2 separate regions of the Homo sapiens genome follow, and region 2 is linked to region 1. A link is a loop called in an ENCODE intact Hi-C map of the cell type or tissue named here. Cell type or tissue: PC-9. All regions are shown on one strand. Links, peaks and the distances in the headings refer to the core of each region. The heading gives the core; the rest is flanking DNA.

Region 1 (11,108 bases), core at 1,759-9,758:
CCTCATTCATTCTCCACCCTGGGGCTGGTTCTGCTTTATAAATTAAGGGGGCCAGGGTGGCCCAGAGGTCCCCAGATGCAGGTCCAAATGCAGCATTGCTGGCTACATACAGGCAGATTCTGGGGCCTCACCCCGAGAATCTTGGTGATTCAGACTCACCAAGTCAGAATCCTTGCGGGTGAGGCTCGGAAACCATTTTTGTAAGTCTTCCCAGGTGATTCCAAGTACAGCCAGGTCTTCGCACCCACACAGCCAGACGGCCCCTGAAAAGCTTTCTCAGCCTTTGCAGTCTGTTTCTGGCCGCATCAAATGTGCTGAGCAGTGTGGGTTTGGTTCAGTGTTCATCCCCCACTTTCATCAGAGACAGGGGGCTTCTCTTGGTCCTCACTCATGGGAGGAAGCCGCAAGCGGAGACGACTAAGTGGAGAAATAAATCTCTAGCAGCTGCCTGCTGCCCTGCTCTGGAGGTTGTCTGCGAGGAGGAGAAACGGCTAACTTCCAAGAACTGGGGTGCTTTCTCCCCACCTATCAGCTGAATCGAAACTGAAAATATGCCTCCGAGGCTGGAGATCCGTGACAGGCTTGAAACCTTGACAAGCCAACCCTTCTCATGTGGCTGCTTTCCACCTAAGAAAGAAAATGAAACTCCTCGGAGTTCCTGCTGGTTTTAGATTTTTCTCTGGTACAAACAAAAATTATTTACTGTCACTGAGGTTCTTTCCAGATTACCCCAAACAGCCATAACTTTCCCAGCTTTATCTGGGGGGTATTTGGTGTGGTGAATTGCTGTTCATATAGTGAATTCCTATTGCATATCCAGCGTTACTAGATTTCCCCCGTGAAGACAGGTCATCTCTTGAGCTCTGAGTGCTCTTACAGAGCAGGGGGGTTGAAGAAAGAGGTTCTCCCTGATGGTTTCTGAGTGGGTGCTTTAAAAAGCTCAGTAAGAGCCTGGCACAGTGGCTCATGCCTATAATCCCAGCACTTTGGGAGGCCAAGGTGGGTGGATCACCTGAGGTCAGGAGTTCGAGACCAGCCTGGCCAACATGGTGAAACCCCGTCTCTACTAAAAATACAAAAATTAGTTGAGCATGGTGGTGCATGCCTGTAATGCCAGCTACTCAGGAGGCTGAGGCTGGAGAATCACTTGAACCTGGGAGGCAGAGGTTGTAGTGAGCCAAAATTGTGCCATTGTACTCCAGCATGAGCAACGAGCGAAACGCCATCTAAACAAAACAAAACAAAACACCTCAGTAAGAGTGGAAGTGGTTTACGACTATTGATGCCACAACAACAGATACATCAGCAAAAGGAAACTTCAGGAACAATATGGTCGGGATGGAGGTGTTGGACGTTGTTTTTTCTTTTAATTAACAAAAAAACAGGAACACATTTAGTAGTAAACAGAGGGCCCAGTTTTCTCTTTTTGGTCTGAAAGGGGCTTCAAAAAATTGTATTCAGTGTTAAATAGAATAACAATGGCAATGAAGATAGTGAGAAGCGCTACCATCTGTTTAGCATGATGTCCGCGTGGGGACTGGGGGAGAGATTTGCTCCCATTACGGGGGAGACTGAGGCTCAGAAGGGTCAAGTGCCTGGCCTAGGCACCTCGTCCTGTTAGAGGAGGGCACAGCTGCCTGCTGCCCCTCCTTCCCCATCTCTGCCTCTCTAATCTTCCTTGAGGAAGATTCCATCAGAGGTTTTAGTTACATATTCCTACACCATGCCTGGAACATAGTAGGTACTCAATAAATCCAACTTTTCCTGAGTTAGTGGTGAGGAAAAGCTGGACTCAGGATCAGGCTGCCTGTGAAGTCTGGCCTGTAGCTTGCCAGCTGTCCCAGCTTCAGGGTCCTCACACCCAGATGTGTGTGTAGTAACAGAGCACTTCTTGCCTGCAACAGTGCCTGGTTCCCAGTGTATGCCAGTTGACTGATCCGTATTATTATTTTATCTTAAGAGGACTTCCAGCCTCCAGAACTGTTGATGAATAAATGTTTGCTGTTTAAGCTACCAGTGTGTGATACTTTGTTATGGCAGCTTGAACAGACCAGAATATTTAGAAAATAATTATTTAAAAAGGACCTTTTTTTTTTTTTGAGTTGGAGTCTCGCTCTGTCGCCCAGGCTGGAGTGCAGTGGTGCAGTCTCAGCTCACTGCACGCTCCACCTCCTGGGTTCACGCCATTCTCCTGCCTCAGCCTCCCGAGTAGCTGGGACTACAGGTGCATGCCACCACGCCCGGCTAATTTTGTTTTTGTATTTTTAGTAGAGACGGGGTTTCACTGTGTTAGCCAGGATGGTCTCGATCTCCTGACCTCATGATCCGCCCACCTCGGCCTCCCAAAGTGCTGGGATTACAGGCGTGAGCCACCGCGCCTGGCCTAAAAAGAACTTCTAAGCAGACATTTGATAGAGCACTGACATGGGTGGACGTTCATTCTGACCCATCTCTGTGCTGCGGTGGAGGCAGGCTGCTCTGGGAATGGCCGTGTGCAGGATTGCTGATGCCCGGGGTGGGGTGCCCTCCTGTTTAGAGAGGGGTGCTGTTACAGCAGTCAGGCTCTCTTTGATCTTTACCCATTGGTCTGCAGACTCCCCGTTAACCCTGGCAATGCTTCGCCATCTTATCTGCCCCCTTTCTTTCTTGGATTAAAAAGAGGCCCTAGGCAATACCATTCAGGACATAGGCATGGGCAAAGACTTCATGACTAAAACACCAAAAGCAATGGCCACAAAAGCCAAAATTGACAAATGGGATCTAATTAAACTAAAGAGCTTCTGCACAGCAAAAGAAACTATCATCAGAGTGAACAGACAACCTACAGAATGGGAGAAAATTTTTGCAATCTATCCATCTGACAAAGGGCTAATATCCAGAATCTATAAGGAACTTTAACAAGTTTATAAGAAAAAAGCAACCCCACTCAAAAAATGGGCAAAAGATATGAATGGACACTTCTCAAAAGAAGACATTTTTGCAGCCAACAAACATATGAAAAAAAGCTCATCATTAGAGAAATGGTCATTAGAGAAATGCAAATCAAAACCATAATGAGATACCATCTCATGCTAGTTAGAATGGTGATCATTAAAAAGTCAGGCAACAACAGATGCTGGAGAGGATGTGGAAAAATAGGCATGCTTTTACACTGTTGGTGGGAGTGTAAACCAGTTCAACCATTGTGAAAGACAGTGTGGCGATTCCTCAAGGATCTAGAACAAGAAATACCATTTGACCCAACAATGCCATTACTGGGTATATAACAAAAGGATTATCAATTATTCTACTATAAAGACGCATGCACACGTATGTTTATTGCAGCACTGTTCACAATAACAAAGACTTGGAACCAACCCAAATGCCCATCAATGATAGACTGGATAAAGAAAACATGGCACATATACACCATGGAATACTATACAGCCATCAAAAAGGATGACTTCATGTCCTTTGCAGGGACATGGATGAAGCTGGAAACCATCATTCTCAGCAAACTAACACAGGAACAGAAAACCAAACACTGCTTGTTCTCCCTCATAAGTGGGAGTTGAACAGTGAGAGCACATGAACACAGGGAGGGGAACATCACACACTGGGGCCTGCCAGGGGGTTGGGGGTTAGGGGAGGGATAGCATTAGGAGAAATACGTAATGTAGATGACGGGTTGATGGGTGCAGCAAACCACCATGGCTCTTGTATACCTATGTAACAAACCTGCATGTTCTGCACATGTATCTCAGAACTTAAAGTATAATAATAAAAAAAAAAAAGGGAGAAAAAAAAAAAAAAGAAAGAGGCCTTCTGGAAGTTGTGTTCTAACCCCTGTGAAGATCAGTGTTTTGCATGTAGCTTTGGAGATGCGATGGGAGTGTGAAAAGTCACTTACTGTTTGGGTCTGTGCTAAGAGCCCACCCACTTCGTGCCAGTGGAGCACCTCCTGCAGCATTCCACAAGGAGTGCCGTCTCTAGATAGCATGTGAGAGGGTGGGCAGCACGGGTCAGTGTGGAGACCCAGGTGCCATGTCCCCACCTGCAAGACTGGATTCTAGCTTTTATTTTGTCCCAACCCCTCATTTGGACACAGCTGGATTCCTCTCTTAAGATAAAATAATAATACGGATCACTTAATAATAATACGGATCCCAGTGGCATACACTGGGAACCAGGCACTGTTGCAGGCAAGAAGTGCTCTGTTACTGCACACACGTGTGGGTGTGAGGACCCTGAGGCTGGGAGAGCTGGCAGGCTACAGGCCAGGCTTCACAGGCAGCCTGATCCTGAGTCCAGCTTTTCCTCACCACTAACTCAGGAAAAGTTGGATTTATTGAGTACCTACTATGTTCCAGGCATGGTGTAGGAATATGTAAGTAAAACCTCTGATGGAATCTTCCTCAAGGAAGATTAGAGAGGCAGAGATGGGGAAGGAGGGGCGTCAGGCAGCTGTGCCCTCCTGTATCAGAACGAGGGGCTGTCGGGCCAGGCTGAGGAGGACAGAGGCTGCAGAACCCCAGAGAGTCTCAGCTCTCCAGCCCAGGTGCAGCTGCCCCTTGGGCAGACAGCCTGGAACACATCTGCTCATTAGTAGCCTACCCAGGCAGCTGGCCGAGCGCCTGTCCCTGAAGGCCTCCCTGAGCTCAGAGGCTCCCGAGCCCTGGCACTGTGGGTGCAATCCCCAGAGCTGCTTTCCCAGGCTCGTTGCACAGGCAAGTGCAGCCCAGGTGTCTGACAACTTTGGCTTCAGCGTCATGGCCTCCACATCGAAGCCGTTGTGGGACACCCAGGAGTCTGAGCTCAGCAGTGAGCTCGGAGCTTGAGCTTGAGCTTGGGTTGCAGAATCCAAAAATCAATTAATGTGGGGCTTGGGGGGAAATCTGTCTGACCGGTGGTTTGGCAAAATCTTCAATCACTGTGAGACAGAAGATGTGTGCTGCGTGCTGTGGCTATGGTGCGCATGGCTGCAGCTGCTGCCAAATAGGAAAGGCCCCCACAGTGCCTCCATCCCCCAGCCCTGCCTTTCCTCCCAAGTGCAGTGGGGGTGTCTTGAGGCGAGGGGCTCTCTAGGCACTATGCCTCCTCCATAGTCCTCCAGACCCCCTTTACTTGAAGACTAAGCAACTAGCCCTTTGGCAGTCAGTTCTAAGGGTGAGGGGCCTGAAGTGTCAGCAAGGGTCAGAGCCAGGCGCCTGGCAGAGGCTGGAGGGGCAGAGGCAATGGTGATGGGAGCCAGTGAGGCCAGAGCATGAGCCAAATCTCCCCTCTGATCATTTTGGACCAAGTGCAGTGAGCATGAGTTGGAGGTGTCCTCAAATTGCAATCCTCTGGGGTCTTCCTCTGTCTCTTCTTTTCGGGTGAGTTTGGCAGCGGATGTGAGGAAGGTGCTCTTCATCAGTCGCTGGGTTCATGAATGGTCCTCATTTCCTGAATCCTTCTGGATCATTCTCTGAATTCAGCAGGGGCATGTCTCCCTGGGCTGACGGGTGGGGCTCCAGGTGCATCTGGCTGCAGCACTCTGGGAGGGGGCCCGAGGTGCATGCAGATCTTGAGTGGGTCTCAGAGAAAGAGACACACAGGCCCCACATGCGTGTGCACACGCACACATGGGCATGAATGTGGGTACGAGGCATGTGTGCTCCACACGCTGACTTCACTGGGAACACTGACCCCAGCTGCAGAGAGACCGGAGCAAGGGCTGAGGGAGGCAGAGTGAAGGAGCGCTCATCCCTGGGAGGGCGCCTGGGAGGAGAAGTGAGTCATTGACCAGTGGTCATGGTGAGTTTGCCTTACGGAGCCATCTCTGGAGCCTGAGGTCACAGGGTCTCTGGAACTGGCCCTTCAAGTTCCTGGGAAGGGTTTTGACAGGGAAGTCGTCCACAAGGGCTTTCCCCCACTGGAACACTGCCTAGCCTTCTCAGAAACGCCCCATGTCTGTGGCAGGCTTGGTGTTCCTCCTGCCATTCCAGGCTTTCTGCTGCCCCTCCCCTCCCCTCCCCTCCCTTCCCCTCCCCTCTCCTCTCCTTTCCTTTCCTTTTTTTAAATAGAGATGGGGTCTCCTCATGTTTTCCAAACTGGTCGCAAACTCCTGGGCTCAAGCAGTCCTCCCACCTTGGCCTCCCAAAGTGCTGGGATTACAGGTGTGAGTCACCTTGCCCAGTAATTTGTGTAAGCATATACCTTGGATTCTCTACTAAACCGCCTAGTCTTGCCAGTCACTTCCTAGTCTTTCCTGCCTCCTGGCCTTCCTTTATCTCAGTCCCCTGCTGCCTGGAATGCTCTAATTCTCTCTCTTTCTCTCCCTCTTTTGTGTTTGTCAGAATCCTCATTGTTTTTTAAGCCCACTCAAGCCTCAAGCTCCACCTCTCCCAGGAAACATGGGGGCCTACTTTAGTCGAAGAAGACTCTTAGCTCTGAAGTTCTTTGAAATCATCTCTTCGCCTGAGGCTTCAGTTTCCTTACCTGTAAAAATGAGACAATACCATGTCATGGTTTGTTGTGAACATTCCCTGTGATGACCTTCATAACAGTGGCCAGCACGCAGTAGGTTCTCAGTGAAATCCTCATTCCTTTCCTGCTTTACGCCAGGCACAAAAATACAGATGTGAGGTGCACCCCTGGCTTCTCAGGAGGGAGCAGGGCTGGGGTGGAGGAGGCCTGGGTGAGGGGTTCCATACCTACCCAGGGAAGGGAAGGGATGGCAGGAAGCCTTTGAGAAGACCTGCTACTGGGCTGGGTTTGAAGGACAGTTAGAGGCCATCAGGAGCACCCGAGGAGCAGGAGTACGGTGAGGCAGTGGGGCAGGAGGAGGACAGGCTGGGAAGATGGGAGACAGGTGGTGGGAGGGGCTGGGTGCGGGGCACTGTCGGGGGCAGCCGGAGAGAAGACGAGAGCCTGGACTTTATGAAGAGGTGAGGAAGTCACTGAAGGAGTTGAGGGCGGAGGCAACAAGTGGGAGAGGCTGAGCCAGGAGAGGCGGCTCAGTGGCCTGCAAGGGTGGGTGGGGACCAGTGGAAGGCAGCCCTGACTCAGGCTTAGTCAGAGGTCCTGGTCCAAGGTCCCCTGCCCGCTCCCCGCTCCCCGCTGCAGCCTCACAGTGCCCTTCCTGGAATAAAAGGTGGAAAATGAGAGTTTGCTGTTTGGGGCTGCCATTCAACTTGCCTGGGCAGGGAGGATGATGGCTGAGGGCCGCCAGCATCCACGGCCCTGCTCAGTCCCCATCTCCTTGCACCCACTGTGGTAACCAAGCTCCCCACCCTGACACCTGGCTTGTCTTTTCTGGGGTGGTTTCTCCCTCAGGGACTTCGCTCCTCTGTTCAGTCTCCGCCATTTGCACAGCCCCTCAGCTGAGTCGGTTTCAAGTGAGCAGAGCACACAGGGGCTTTGAACACCAGCCATGCCGGGCTGGGGAGGAGGGCAGGGAGGAGGAGTGTGGCAAAGGCAGCCACGTGCTCCACGTGTTCCTCTGGATGCCCCCGCTCCTCCTGGCGCCCCGTGAGGGTCTGTGTTGGTCCCTGTTGTGCCCTGATCCCCAGCACCATGCCTGGGGAACCGTTAAATGAATGCTTATTGAACGCCAGGGTCACTGTCTCCAAGTCTCAGGTGTATCGCAGGTGCACAGTACCTGCCTCCGCCTTGGATGCCTCTACCCCACCACAGTAGTATAATTGCCCAGGATGTGGGGCAGGGGCAGAGCGACAAGGGTTGGGGGAGATGACTCTCTCAGCCCTCCCCTCAGCAAGCCCTCTGCCAGAGTCTCACTCTGTCCTCCTCCGTGCATTCCGAGAGGTAAGCGCGACTAGGAGTGTGGGCCCAGGTGACCTACGACTGTTCGCGGGGGATGGGGCCGTCAGGAGGGGCGTGGCCTCCACTCCATGCCTCTGAAATGTGCTGGCCTCTGTCTGGAAATTGCTCATTTTTCTTACCACTGAGCTTGGCAGTCATTGGGGAATTTCTGGAGGGAGGGGGGATCCTGGAAGGAAACTACCGTGGGACCTGTTGTTTCCCCAGAAGCTCAAACACAAAGAGAGGATGGAGTGGAGGTGGTGCTGCAGAGGGGGCTGTTTTTTCCCTTAAGAACAAGCTGCCTCCTGTCGGAAAAAGGAAGGCCGTTATCCTTTCATCTCATGTTTTTTTCCTCCAACCCCGGGTCTCTGTGTGGGATTTCAGCAGCGGGAGAGCGGGTGGCAGGAGGAGGTCTCTGCATGAAACAGCGGCAGTCAGGTGGGTGCCCGCCCTCGGTGTGGATTGCACTTCGAAGCCCCACAGTGACCTTGTGACTTGCCTGTTGTTATCCTCATTTGCCAAAGGAAGCTCAGAGAGGTAAACAGACTTGCCTGGGGTCACACAGCATGTACTCATGGAGCTGCTACTTTTTTATTTTTATTTTTATTTTTTTTTGAGACAGGGTCTCCCTCTGTCACCCAGGCTGGAGTGCAGTGGCGTGATCTTGGTTCACTGCAACCTCCACCTCCCAGATTCAAGTGGTCCTCCCACCTCAGTCTCTTGAGTAGCTGGGACTACAGGTGCATGCCACCACATCTGGCTATTTTTTTTTCTTTTTTGTATTTTGTATTTTGTAGAGACAGGGTTTCACCATGTTGCTCAGGCTGGTCTCGAACTCCTGGGCTCAAGGATCCGCCTGCCTTGGCCTCCCAAAGTGCTGGGATCACAGGTGTGAGCCACCGCACCTGGCAGGAGCTGCTATTTGAACCCAGGTCTGTGTGGTGCCAAAGTGATGTTAAAGCTTCCCCCTGGATGGGAAGAATGGCAGGCCTACACAGGCCTGCTATCCCCAGTCTTATTCTAGATCATGCCAGGCCTTCCCTCCATCAGAGCTTACTGTTTCCATGACCTCCTGGGTGTCTTTCCTCTCATGCCTTCTCCTGCATGTGCTGCTGAGTCAGTGTGAGGTTGGCTTCTGGGCACCTGGGTGAGTGTGTGGGGACTTGGGGAGACAGCATCTGGTGGGATTTCAGGCTGCCACATACTCAGCCTTTGGGTAGACAGAGAGAGCTGGGTTTTGGGGGACCGGAGGCCTACTGCTAGGAACTGGGAACAGAAGCAAAGTCGGTGCCTACAGCTGGAAAGGAGGCAGCAGTCACAAGGACCCCAGATCCACTGTCACGGGGTGTGCGTTTGTCCTTAGTCCTGTGGGAGCTGACGGACGGGTTAACTTGGATGCACCAGCAGAAAGCCACAAGGCTGAGACTGCCCAGTGGCGAAAATCATGCACCATGTGTCTGGGCCCCTGCCTCCCACTCTCCCAGAAGGGCTCATCCTCGAGCCTGCCCAAGGGGAGAACAGAGGTGGCCCTGGCTGTAAATAATCCCCAAGAGCCACAAGGCCCAAGGTCCCCTGCAGGGAGAGAAACAGCCTGTTTGCCTCCTAGGAGCCAGAAAGCTCAGGAGAGAATCTAGTTCACAGGGTGAAGATCCATGGAGTGCCTGCTATGAGCGGGGCTCGAAGGTGTGTGGGTCCAAAGAGGAAGGAAACAGCCTCCTCACACCCTCAGGATGGCTGCTATTAAAAGAGCAGAGAGGGCCAGGCATGGTGGCTCATGCCTGTAATCCCAGCACTTTGGGTGGCCAAGGTGGGCGGATCACCTGAGGTCAGGAGTTCGAGACCAGCCTGGCCAACATGGCAAAACCCCGCTGCTACTAAAAATATAAAAATTATCTGGGCATGGTGGTGTGCACCTGTAATCCCAGCTACTTGGCAGGCTGAGGCAGGAGAATCACTTGAACCCAGGAAGTGGAGGTTGCAGTGAGCTGAGATCGTGCCATTGTACTCCAGCCTGGGCAACAAGAGCGAAACTCCATCTCAAAAAAAACAAAAAAACAAAACAAAACAAAAAAACAGAGAAGAGCAAGTGTTGGAGGACATGGAGAAATTGGAACCTTTGTGCACTGCGGGTGGGAATGCGTAATGGTGCAGTTGCTATGGAAAACAATATGATGGTTCCTCAAAAAATGAAGCAGAATTAACATAAGATCTGGCAGTTCCACTTCTGAGTGTATACCCGACAGAATTGAAAGCAGAGTCTCAGATATATTTGCACACCCACATTCACAGCAACATTCTCACGATAGGCCAGAGGTGGAAGCAACCCCAGTGTCCATGGGCAGGTGAGTGGATAAACAGAGTGTGGCACACGTGATGGAATGATCCCTCAGCTTCAACAAGGAAGGAAGGACAGGCCATAACACAGGTGAACCTTGAGGACATTATGCTAAGTGGAATAAGCCAGTCATGAAAAGACAAATACTGTATGATTCCACTGAAACCTGGTACCTGGAGTCGTCAAATTCACAGAGACAGAAAGTAGATTGGTGGTTGCCAGGGGCTGGGGGCAGAGGAGGGAAGGGCAGTGAGTGTTCAATGGGTGTAGTGTTTAGACTTCTAGGGATGGATGGTGATGATGGCTGCACGACACTGGGAATTTACTTCATACCACTGAACTATACACTTAACAGCTAAGATGGTGACTTTTATATCATATATATTTTACCACAATTAAAAATAATTTTAGGCCAGGCGCAGTGGCTCACGCCTATAATCCCTTTGGGGGCTGATGCCTATAATCACTTTGGGAGGCTGAGGCGGGTTGATCACGAGGTCAGGAGATCGAGACCATCCTGGTTAACATGGTGAAACCCCGTCTCTACTAAAAATACAAAAACAAAATTAGCCGGGCGTGGTGGCAGGCGCCTGTTGTCCCAGCAACTTGGGAGGCTGAGTTGGGAGAATGGCGTGAACCAGGGAGGCAGAGCTTGCCGTGAGCTGAGATCGCACCACTGCACTCCAGCCTGGGCGACAGAGCAAGACTGCATCTCAAAAAATAGTAATAATAATAATAATTTTAAAATTAAAACAAAACAAAAAATAAAGTGGCCTGGTGTAGTAGCTCATGCCTATAATCCCAGCACTTTGGGAGGCCGAGGTGGGAGGATCACTTGAGGCCATGAGTTCGAGACTAGCCTGGGCAACACAGCAAGACCACCATCTCTGTTTTTTTAAAAAGTAAATAAAAAAATAAACAAAATGGACGCGGACTAACTGGCTTCCAGGGGCCAAATTGGCATGGTGCCCTTGGCATTGTATTATGTAATCTT
Region 2 (11,108 bases), core at 1,228-9,227, 54 kb after region 1:
GCTACCCTCCATTGTCCCCTGTCACAGTGTAGACACATGGTGCTTCCATAGTGAGTAGAATATCCATTGTTATTTATTTTAAAATATGGCAACTATTCTCCATGAAGGTGTTAGAGAAGAAAGAAAAAGAAAATATAGCAGTGAAAAAAATACCTTCAGTTCATTTTGTTATAAAGAAATAGCCTTTTGGGCATAATTCTTATGCTCTATAAATGTCTCTTTACCCCATGCCCTTCCCTTTCTCCTACATAATTGAGTTTTAAAAAATCTGTTCTTCTTATAAACATATCTATCTAGATGACTTTTTAAGAAGCAGATCTAGAGTTTAGTAGGGAACTGAAGAGAAAAAACCCAAAAATCAAATCAGTTTTTTTCATTCTTCAGCAAGTTCTGGTCTGACAGTAAGGTGGTCAACCAGAGGTGAAAAGGAGAAAGCTAGCTATCCTTCCAGGACTTGGATGGAAGCATCACTGAGCCAGGGAGGCCTCGGGTGAGCACAGGTCACCCAGCAGGGCTAGTGAAAGATAATAGGGAGGTGCCTCAGTGATGCTTCATAGCTCCAGGCTTCAGAGTCGAAGACCTACTTTTCTGGAAGCAGAGTGCGTGTGGTGCAGTGACTAGTTAAGTGACTATGACTCATTATGAGAAGTTCTGTTAATTTTTAGACATTTCAGACCTTCCTAAGGGCTGCTCTGTTTGAATGTAGCCCATGTATTTATAATTGTTTGCATCTGCGTAGTCCTGTTTTTAATGCCTCATAGAGGGTAAAACAGGACAGATGCACACACTCTCTTCTTTTCTTCCCTGTCCCGAGCCTTTTGATTTCCTGTTGTTCTGTGACTTACTTAGAAGGGAAGTGGGCAGGAGAGTTCTCTGCAGAGGATATGGAGAAATACAGGTATTTCAAGTGCTCCTTGTCCTCTCCTCAGTCACCACACATGCACAGATAGCACTCGGGCGTTCTCACAGAGTTGGAGCAGGGCTCCCCTCAATGTGGAAAAGGGTTTTGGTTGTTAGGTGGAAAGAGAGATCCTTAGAAGAAAAAGGACAGATGAATACCTAAAACCAGAAAGAAGGGGAAGTTGACCTCTGCGTAGGTTTCTCATGTTGTTGGGAACAGAAGAATGCAGGTCAATTATCTGAGCCCTGTGGCTAAACTCAAGTCACTTTACTTCATGTCTGTTAGCAGTTTTAAAACAGCATTTGTGTACTATCTTCCAAATAGAAAGGCCCCAATATAAAATGACATGTGAATATGCTGTCTTCCTTGAAACTTTTTCTGGAAAATATTTTATGAACTAAGATAAGTTCTGTCATAAGAGACCAGAACTTGGTACTCCCATTTTTGGATCGATATGTTTATCAATGAGGTAATTTTGTGTGCCCCTGCAAGACTAATGAGCCAGAAAGCTATCAGTTTTTATTGTTCATAGTTTATAATGATCACATGACTTCAAATGTATCATGTTCTTTGACCCCAGTTCAAATGTAGGCTATAACAAGGCTACACAAAGCCAATTTCAAGCATCTTTTCATCTTTTTTAGTTTGTCTTAAAATATTTGATGTCTGGCACTTAAATTGACTACATGAAAATTTTAGTTTTTTTTTTTGTTTTTTTTTTTGTAGATACAAGGTCTCCCTATGTTGCCCAGGCTGGTCTTGAACTCCTGGGCTCAAGTGTTCCTCCCTCCTCAGGCTCCCAGAGTGCTGGCATTACAGATGTGAGCCACCACGCCTAGAAAATATTTTTATTATTGTGAAATGTTACCCTATACCATATAAAAATCAATACAGATCTCTACAAAATACATTTTTGAAGGGGACTCTTTTTAGAATGTATTGGCATATAAAAGTAGAAATATTCTCATGGGACCAAAATAATGGAAATGGGGTATTTAATTTTTTTAAATATTTAGTTTTGATTAGTACTTTCAGATAGCTGATAATTTTTAGTAGACGTAAAATTTAATATGCTACGAGTAATGGTATTTTTGTAGAAGACACTTTTGAAGTACTTTTCCATAGGGCTTGTCGTATTTCCTTTCATTTTTTTCACTTTGTAGTAGAAAAATGGTACGTATTGGAATGTGATTACTGCCTAACATATCTGTCTCGATTCTGTGGCCTATAACATTACTGTGTCTGCATGGAAACTGGGGATGGGATGACATACTTGTCGTGTACACATGCAGATCTAATCAAAACTGAAGTTTCAAAACAATACAATATTCACCTTTCCTACTTGAGATTCCCTTGGATATTTCTGATCTGGTCAGTTCTGTTCTATAATCTATTTCACTGCAGGGGGGAGAAACTGCTGGTTGCGACCCACTAGATTGGTTTTGTGATCCACTAATAGGCTGCCACCTTCCATATAGAAAACACTGGATTTCATAGCTTTTATGTCACAAACAAATATTTTCAGGGGAATTAAGCATTTTATGGAGATAGTTCCCTTAGCTTGTTTTTATTGCAGAGATTGACCATTTTTCTTCTTTTTGTTTTTTTTTTTGTGTGTGCATAAGTTGGGGACCCTGTTGTGACGTAAAATCCTGGGCTCCTATCCAGACACTTCTGTAAGACTGAGCCCAGAAATCTGCATTTGTGATGAGCATCCCAGGGGATTCTGATGTGGGCAAACTGAGAAGCAGACTTGGAAAACACTTGTCTTGCTCATGACTGCCTCTAGGGAGTGCTTTCTCAGAACATGCCCTAAATCTAGTGATTTTTTTTTTTCCTTCTGCCTTAGGAAAGCCTTTTATTTTAGATGGGTTCACAAAACCAGGGTTCGTTCTTTAGTTTTTTTAGCTGCTGTATTTTTGGTGTAACACCTTAGGGAACAGATTCTCCGTGTGAAGGCTGAAGAAGATAAAATTCCACTGCTCGTCGTGGGAAACAAGTCTGACCTAGAGGAGCGGAGGCAGGTGCCTGTGGAGGAGGCCAGGAGTAAAGCCGAAGAGTGGGGCGTGCAGTACGTGGAGACGTCAGCGAAGACCCGGGCCAACGTGGACAAGGTAGGCGTGAATTCTGTGTATTTCTCAGAAACAGACCTGAGAAACAGCAGAATGGAGGCATCTCATCTGCTGGGTTTTAGGGAACCATTTATGAAAACTAGGTGAAGATTCTGATTCCTATGAATGTCTAAGCCATTATCATGATTATAATGAGAAACATTGAGAGGATGTCACCTTGTATTTCAGACAACTCACAGAACCTTTTACTTTGTCATGAGGCTTCATTAGAGTATGCTTAATGTGTTCTTTTGGGTTTTTCTTTTTTGAGACAAAGTCTCACTGTGACACCAGGCTGGAGTGGTGTGATCTCAGTTCACTGCAACCTCTGCCTCCTGGGCTCAAGCAATCCTCCTACCTCAGCCTCCCAAGTAGCTGGGACTACAGGTGTGCACCACCACACTGGCTGTTTTTTGTGGAGATGGGGTTTCACCATGTTGCCCAGGGTGGTCTCAAATTCCTGGGCTCAAGTGATCTGCCTGCCTCAGCCTCCCAAAGTGCTGGGATTACAGGTGTGAGCCACCACACCCGGCGGACTATGCTTACTGTTGGTGTGGTCCTGGGAAGGATGGTGGGACGAGGCCATTGGTTTGTGAAGGCTGGGCTGGAGGGATGGACGTCATTAGCTTCTGTGTGTGCTCTCACCTTCCACAGCCTTGCTCTTCAGGAGCAGGGTGGGCGGGCCTGGCTGCTTCTAGGAGGTTCCCCTGGAGGTGCCCTTGAAAGATACGTGGAGCTTCTTGATTTTGCTCTCATTGAGTTATTGGTCAGATTTGTTCTTTTCACCTTACTGTTCACTGACAGAGCCACAGTGTTCCATCTTTGTAGTGTAGTCTCTAAATAGTATTTGCTCTCAGAACTCAAATCTCTGGGATCTCTTTTTTTTTTTTATCTCTTATCCCATCCCAGCATACTTTCTCATTCAAATCTCTGAAGCTAATAAAAGGGTGACCTTGAGTGACAATGATGAATGCTGACAATTTGAAAATCCACCTATCAGGGATTGCTATTGTTAGGCCTTTTTTCTTTTTAAAATTAAAGTTCAAGGTGGTTGCCACACAGCTAAAATTTTAACGCTGTGCCTTAAAGATGAGGCTTTCTGCCTTGACCTCATTCACTAGCTCTCACTGCATATCCATGTGCTTGTAGAATCTAAGCACATAGCACTTTGGCAGCCACACAGTGGACACGTCTGCTTTTTGTTCTGCAGCATCAGCATCTGAATCCCCTATATCCTGTCTTCTGTTTCTCTTTCTTGTGCAGAAACATTCCCCTTTGCTTTCATTACCTGACAAGGGAGAGATTTTTATCCAAGCTTTATTTTCACTTGAAGTGATGCTAGAAGAACATTGGTATTTAGAATGTTGGTATTAGAAGGGGTTTGCTTTAGACGCACTTCGGCAAGATACATCTATTTGTATGTATCGTACATAAAAACATGTATCTTAGGAGACATATACATATAGGATAGATATACATATAGGATACATATATTGTACAACCTAAGTCCGTTTAGTTGTAATCTGCAATGGGAAGCGCGTGTTCCGCCGTCAGCTTTTCTTTATATTGTCATCTCTCAACTCTTACACTCTTATATTATTGTGCTACTTAAAATATTTTTATTAAATTATTTTCCAGCTGTGGAAACCACACAGGAAATCCAGAAATATGGCTCATTTTAAAAAAATCAGGGAGACTCTCTCAGCTTGGAACTGTGGATGTGTATTTCCTGGATGGGTTGTCGCGTGGGGGGTCTGTGTTGTCATCTCCCCTTGTCTGCTGGACCAGCTTGACCTGCCAAACAGGAACCAGCAGAGACTTATGACTGGCAGCATGGTATTCACTTGTAAAGAATTTCTATGAAAGGTGTGATAAGATCAGCCCATGAACAACTTTGTCATCATTTTAAGTTGGATGCACTCCATTCCCCTCCTCTTGTCTTTTGCTGTTAGGACAAAAAGACAAACCTGTAGCATTTGAAACTGTTCACTGTTGCTGTCTTGGGCAGTGCTTTCCTGAGAGGCTGGCAAGAAGGGATGTTTGGGTTGGCCTGATCTAGCTGGGGGCTGGGGTTGGGGGTGCTTTTCTGTGCCTGGAGCTAGTGGTAAATGCATGTGGAGCCCCACACTCCAGAGGCTTGATCTTGCTTTTCACCAAGAAGAAGGTGTGGCCATGAAGGAGCTTGTGGTTTTGTGTGAATGTCTGAAGATAAGGGCTGTGCTCAGTCCCACACTTGCAGTCTCTGTCATTCTCTATGAGAAATCTCAAATGTCTCTTCGTAGGATTCATATTTTGTCTGCTTGGGTATAATCAGTCCTCTGGCATGATGGCTGGTAGCAGAGGGCAAAACCCAAACTACTGTGACAAAAGGATAATCCATATCTAAGTAACACACTGACCTTCAAAGGACAAGTCTCATCAGTTCTTGATAAAGTTCCTCTCAGCTGACATCACAAGGGTCGGAGGAGTGGTTGTCCTGAGATTGAGGGTGGGGGAGTGTGTGTGGGGAGGGATAGGGTGGCCAGAAGGACATCTCTCATCCTCCATCTTCTCAGTCGCCTAGTGCAGGAGCTTTAGTTGTTGATGCTTTACGCCCTCCTTCTCCCATCCTACTGCCTCCCCAGGGTGGCTGTTGTGGAGTTAGCTGGGAAAGCTGTCATGCATAATGATGTTCCAACCTCCATGGGGTCCTTGTAAGGATTAAATCAGATGCAGGGGTGTCAAGAGCACCTGGGAGCAGGGACTCATTATGGCATTCTTCCCTTCCCTGGTGGTTGGAAATGCTAGAAAGTCTGCTTGCTGTTATTACTCTCAATATTTGTAAATTTTATAAATGTATAGATCTGTTATATGCAAAAATATGTCTTACCCTTCATCACACTTATTGTAAGATTTTATCATTTTGAAAGCAGCTGTTAGGCCGGGTGCAGTGGCTGACGCCTGTAATCCGAGCACTTGGAAGGCTGAGGTGGGCATTGCTTGAGCTCAGGAGTTCAAGACCCGCCTGGGCAATATGGGGAGACCCTGTCTGAATTTAAAAAAAAAAAAAGCTGCTGCTGCATGGCAGTGACAGTACGATGATTCTGTCCTTGGCTTGAGCAGTTGTGTGATACGAGCAGTTGTATGAGAGATGTTTGCTTTGTATAATTAGAATTTTTTAAGGTTAATTTTTCTTATTTGCCCCAGAGCTATTGTTTCTGTTGACATATGGTTTATAAAAATCAGTTTGACTTTGTGCTTTAAAATGTAACTACATATCCTGCTTAGTCAAATTATTTCATTGAATCCTTAAATGCTGTGTTCACAGTGTCAGGTTAACAAAAGAAAAAAATCATTAAATGGCTCTTTCTTCACTATTCTTTTTACTCTTTACTCCTCACCCCCAGGTGTTCTTTGACCTAATGAGAGAAATCAGAACAAAGAAGATGTCAGAAAACAAAGACAAGAATGGCAAGAAAAGCAGCAAGAACAAGAAAAGTTTTAAAGAAAGATGTTGCTTACTATGAGTGTCAAGGTGACGGATGAAGCCAGCTGCTCCTAAGGACACAGGGCTGGGTTGGTAAAGAGAAGGCTATGGTTGACTTCTTGCTTGTGCTTCCCACTCTCCCCGACTTCATTCACTCAAACTTCTTTAAATGGGGAAAAATATTTGTGACTCTGTGGCTGGCAGAAGAAATAAGCCCATGCAAGTGGAAGGGCTGCTTTGTCAGGAGGTTGTGGAATTTCTTTCTTCTCCCCTTCTTCCCTCCCAAAAGCTTAGCTATGTATAAAGTGCCACAGATAGGAAACAGCTGTTAATTACAAAGAGAAAGAATTGTCATAGCATCTTATTTTGTTCCTAGTTTTATAACATTACCATCCTTCGTTTTGAACTACAGATGTTGTAGTGGGTTTTGGAGGAGGGAGTGGAGTAAGATGCCCTCCCACTTTTATCAGTTTAGTAGTAGTACTGAGAAAAATCCCTTCAGCTCTAAGAACACTGAAAAATCCACCGATTTTTTGGGTAAGCTTCTTGGCAATACCCTGTGGATCTGAAACAGCTAAAAAAATGAATTTGAATTGCGCCAGATAGGTCAATACCAAGCTTCTGATTCCTCCTCACATATGAAAAGTGAAAGTTGTGAGTTGTTTTCCTCTTATTTAAACATTGGCCTATTATAATCTGTGTTGGTTATTTTTCTCCTGTAAGCATCCTGATTTTTCTGTAGGAACTTTTCTTTGGCAGACCAAGTGAAGACTCAGGAATGGTGTGCATTATAAATGACACACATTGCCACTTGTGTAGATATTTTTAAGTTCTTTGGCTAAGTCCTCTCCTAACTGCCTGTCCTCTGGTTAGGCCCCTCCCTCTCCACTAGTGGTGAATGCATGTGTCTGTCTGATCAGCATCACTGCACACGGAGGTCTAGTGAGCCTCTTGCTAAGTGTCACACACACTCTTCCCAAAGACGTGATGAGTTAAAGTTGTATTCTGAAATCATGAAGCCAGAGCCTGTGCCAGACCTTCTGCTACCTCTCATAGAATTGCTCTGTAATTCTAAATTTAAAATTAGAAGTAGAGAGAGATAAGCCATCGCCCCTTTGCCTCTGAGAATTGGCTGCTGTTTCTAATATAATTATTTTCTAAGATAGCCAGATAGTTAGAAAAAGATTTTCATTGATGACATATCTTTAAACTTTCTTGCATCAGTATTCTAAATTGAGCAAACTGAAAGATTTTCATCAGGAAAGGAGCACTGTGGGAAGAGCCCAGTATTCACATTTTTTCCCCATTTTTCAGAAGCGACATTTCATATATAGGTGCCAAAAGTGAATCGGGGTGCGGAGAGTGGGAACCTTTTGAATTTATGATTGTCACAGAGATGGTAGAAATTATGATCTGACTGGAAAACAATCCTGTATCCCCTCCCAAAGAATCATGGGCTTTTTTTTTGAATAAAAAAGCAGACAAATAGACTTTCTCGGGATTTCAGCCTTTTTATTTTATCCTTTTGTCATACATGTGAAATGCAAGTACTGAAGGAATGGCCAGTTATTCATTATTCTTGTCAGGCGTTCTTCAATATCTGACAAACTATTTCAATTAATACTTGAGTTGAGGCAAATAAAATGGTAAGTATTAACCGTCCTTTAAACTTCATCTTTCCTCCATCTCTTCTTAAAATTTAAAAAGTTGATGGTAATGACACTCTTGAATTTTTGAAACAAGCTTTTTGTTTTCATCCTAGTTTGCCATCCATTTGATACCAGTTCTAGTCAAGAGTGGGTAAGTTTGAGCCGATCACAGTGGCTCACGCCTGTAATTCCAGCACTTTGAGAGGCTGAGGTGGGCAGATCACCTGAGGTCAGGAGTTCGTGACCAGCCTGAGGGAAACCCCATCTCTACTAAAAATATACAAAAATTAGCCGGGCATGGTGGCGGGCGCCTGTCATCCCACCTACTTGGGAGGCTGAGGCAGGAGAATCGCTTGAACCCCGGAGACAGAGGTTGCAGTGAGCCGAGGTTGCACCATTGCACTCCAGCCTGGGCAACAAGACTCTGTCTCCAAAAAAAAAAAAAAAAAAAAAAAGGTAAATTTGGAATATGTACAAATGAATTAAAGATGTTATGACTTGTTTCATGCTATAGAAATTATACTTGATATATTCTATTAGTATATTTCTAAAATTTAATTGGATAGCCATTAGAAATGGATCTTCTAACAAAATAACTTATGAGATTCTTAGCTATTGAAAAATAATGAAGCCATGCTGCTTATAGATTTGAAACACAGTCACTAAATGTTTAGATGTTATGTCCATAGCTTAGTGCTATTTTAAAAAATATTTATTTTAGAATTATTTGAGCACCTACTTGGTGTCGAGCTCTATTCTAGGTGCTGGGGATGTGGTGTTGAACAAGATAGGCAAGATGTCCACTCTCCTGGAGCTTAAGCTTTAGTAAGGAAAGAGAAATGAAAACATCAGGATAACTGCTTTGATGAAAATTGGGTAATATGACAGAAAATGTCTCTAAGGTATAGAGCTGATTTAGATTGGGTGGCCAACAGGCTTCTCCGAGAGAGTGATGTGTAAACTGAGACTTGGTGACCAGAAGCAGCCAGCGCTGTGAGGAATGGGTGGGCTGGGTGCAGGAGCTTTCCAGACTAGGAGACAGTTAGTCCCAGGATCCTGGAGTGTTCAGGAAGAAACTAACAACCAGGATACGGCTGGAGTACAAGGGAGCAGAGCAGAGTATTAGAAATAGATGTAACAATCTGATTTCATCAAATAATGTGGGGAAAAGTATGTTGACATAATTTTCTGCAAGTGCCCTATTAAATCTAAGGCACCCTGATTACAAGATAACATAAACAATTTATGTACCACTAGGAACCCTACCAATTAAATGAATTCATCTTGATTCCAATGACATAAAAATGTAGGAGAAAATGTGTCTTTTAGATTAGGTCAATTTTGGCATATAATTTAAATGACAACTGAAATACAAAACTCACCTCTGTTGGTCTATGAGCTACTTTCTAATAAAGCACCATAGAAGCTTAACAGTGTTTGAAAAGTACTAATATGTTAATGTTATAGCAGTAAACTTGACCTCGATATTTTCATTTTAAAAGTTTATTATTATTACTATTTTTTGAGATGGAGTCTCGCTCTGTCGCCCAGACTGGAGTGCAGTGGCACGATCTCAGCTCACTGCAAGCTCCGCCTCCTGGGTTCATGCCATTCTCCCGCCTCAGCCTCCCAAGTAGCTGGGAGTACAGGTGCCCGCCACCATGCCTGGCTAATTTTGTTTTTGTATTTTTTTTTAGTAGAGACGGGGTTTCACTGTGTTAGCCAGGATGGTCTTGATCTCCTGACCTCATGATCCGCCTGCCTTGGCCTCCAGAAGTTCTGGGATTACAGGCATGAGCCACCACGCCTGGCCAAAATTATTATTTTATGTTTGTTTGAGATGGAGTTTTGCTCTTGTTGCCAAGGCTGGAGTGCAATGGTGTGATCTTGGCTCACTGCAACCTCTGCCTCCCGGGTTCAAGCAGTTCTCCTGCCACAGCCTCCCAAGTAGCTGGGATTACAGGCATGCGCCACCACACCTGGCTAATTTTGTATTTTTAGTAGAGGCAGGGTTTCACCATGTTGGTCAGGCTGGTCTCGAACTCCTGACCTCAGGTGATCCGCCTACCTTGGCCTCCCAAAGTGCCAGGATTACAGGCATGAGCCACCACACCCGGCCTAAAATTATGTTATCAAAATTCTAACTGCATGGGCTTTAAAGTCCAGTGGCCTGGAAGTTGTTGTGATGGAAGGTCTTCAGTTTCACTCTTCCCTGCTCCAGCTTCAAAGCTCACATCTAACCCTTCCTACTCTCAGCTCATTCATTGGGTACTCCTGTATTTCTAAATAATCATCTTATGCCATTATTTCTTTTCAACCTCAGACCTTTCCAGTAAGGATTTGACATAACAGACAAGGATTTAGCTCACCTGTTCCCCTCACCCCCAGTTATGACCGTCAGCAGTAATTTCAGTTTTAATTCGTTTCTTGGTGACTGCTATACCTTTAAAACTGTATATTTAAACTTCTGTTTTCTTATTTGGTCAACTCTCAAAAGCGCTGTGTGGTTCTCCACTTGGAAGGGTGAGGGTGTGAGCAGTCCTGCCACCATCTCTTGACCCTGTCTCCTTCCCAGCTCTTGTCAGTTCTTTCTTCTTTATTTACATTATCAGGATGGATGACATGGACATTCCATTCTGTGAGCATAATTCAGGCGTTGGTGCTTCTCTGTACATTAATTCTGAAAGTTGAACACCAATCGCAGATGATACGGTTATTCTCACTTATGTGAACCTGGCTCACTGTCGAGCTGAGCACCATGCAGCAATCATGTCTTTTACCGTGCCGTGCAGGCTGCCACTTGAAGGAGCATTCCTAGTGTCTGGTCCAGCGGACTGTTGTCAGCTGCCTGGATCACGCCATGTGTGGGCTTCAGCTTTGGTTATTTCCTATGCAGTGCCCCTTCACCCCCTCGCCATTTTTCCTGATGTTGGGTTGCTTTTTTTCTTGAGAGAACACTCATGTGCTCTCTTCCCCCTCAT

The links. Peaks named below come from ENCODE experiments on the same cell type or tissue, not always from the same donor. Only the 100,000 strongest peaks of a DNase experiment are listed, where the experiment ranks them.
Region 2: a loop joins it to region 1, with 5 times the contacts of the local background. A loop is called at or near these places in 9 of 110 quality-filtered maps.

The regions. Positions count from the first base shown.
Region 1 is chr2:120,231,909-120,243,016 of GRCh38, forward strand. It overlaps LOC105373583 (a long non-coding RNA gene), which reads right to left. Exons shown (of 3, transcript XR_923259.3): 2 at 6,384-6,456; 3 at 3,288-5,843. It also overlaps a transcript of RALB not described here. Among named protein-coding and RNA genes, the nearest start is that of TMEM185B, 14 kb to the left of the region's middle. RefSeq lists enhancers at 32-241, 482-831, 5,995-7,194, 11,066-11,108. In PC-9, for the core only: no CTCF peak of the experiment used is centred there; DNase peaks (open chromatin) are centred at 5,813, 6,183, 6,993, 7,893 and 1 weaker place; H3K4me3 peaks cover 2,194 bases; H3K27ac peaks cover 4,614 bases.
Region 2 is chr2:120,286,743-120,297,850 of GRCh38, forward strand. It overlaps RALB (RAS like proto-oncogene B), which reads left to right. Exons shown (of 5, transcript NM_002881.3): 4 at 2,838-3,015; 5 at 6,399-7,968. The coding sequence ends at 6,518. Among named protein-coding and RNA genes, the nearest start is that of RALB, 39 kb to the left of the region's middle. RefSeq lists enhancers at 798-967, 3,769-4,464. In PC-9, for the core only: CTCF peaks have their summits at 2,752 and 2,984; DNase peaks (open chromatin) are centred at 4,849 and 5,189; H3K4me3 peaks cover 983 bases; H3K27ac peaks cover 3,359 bases.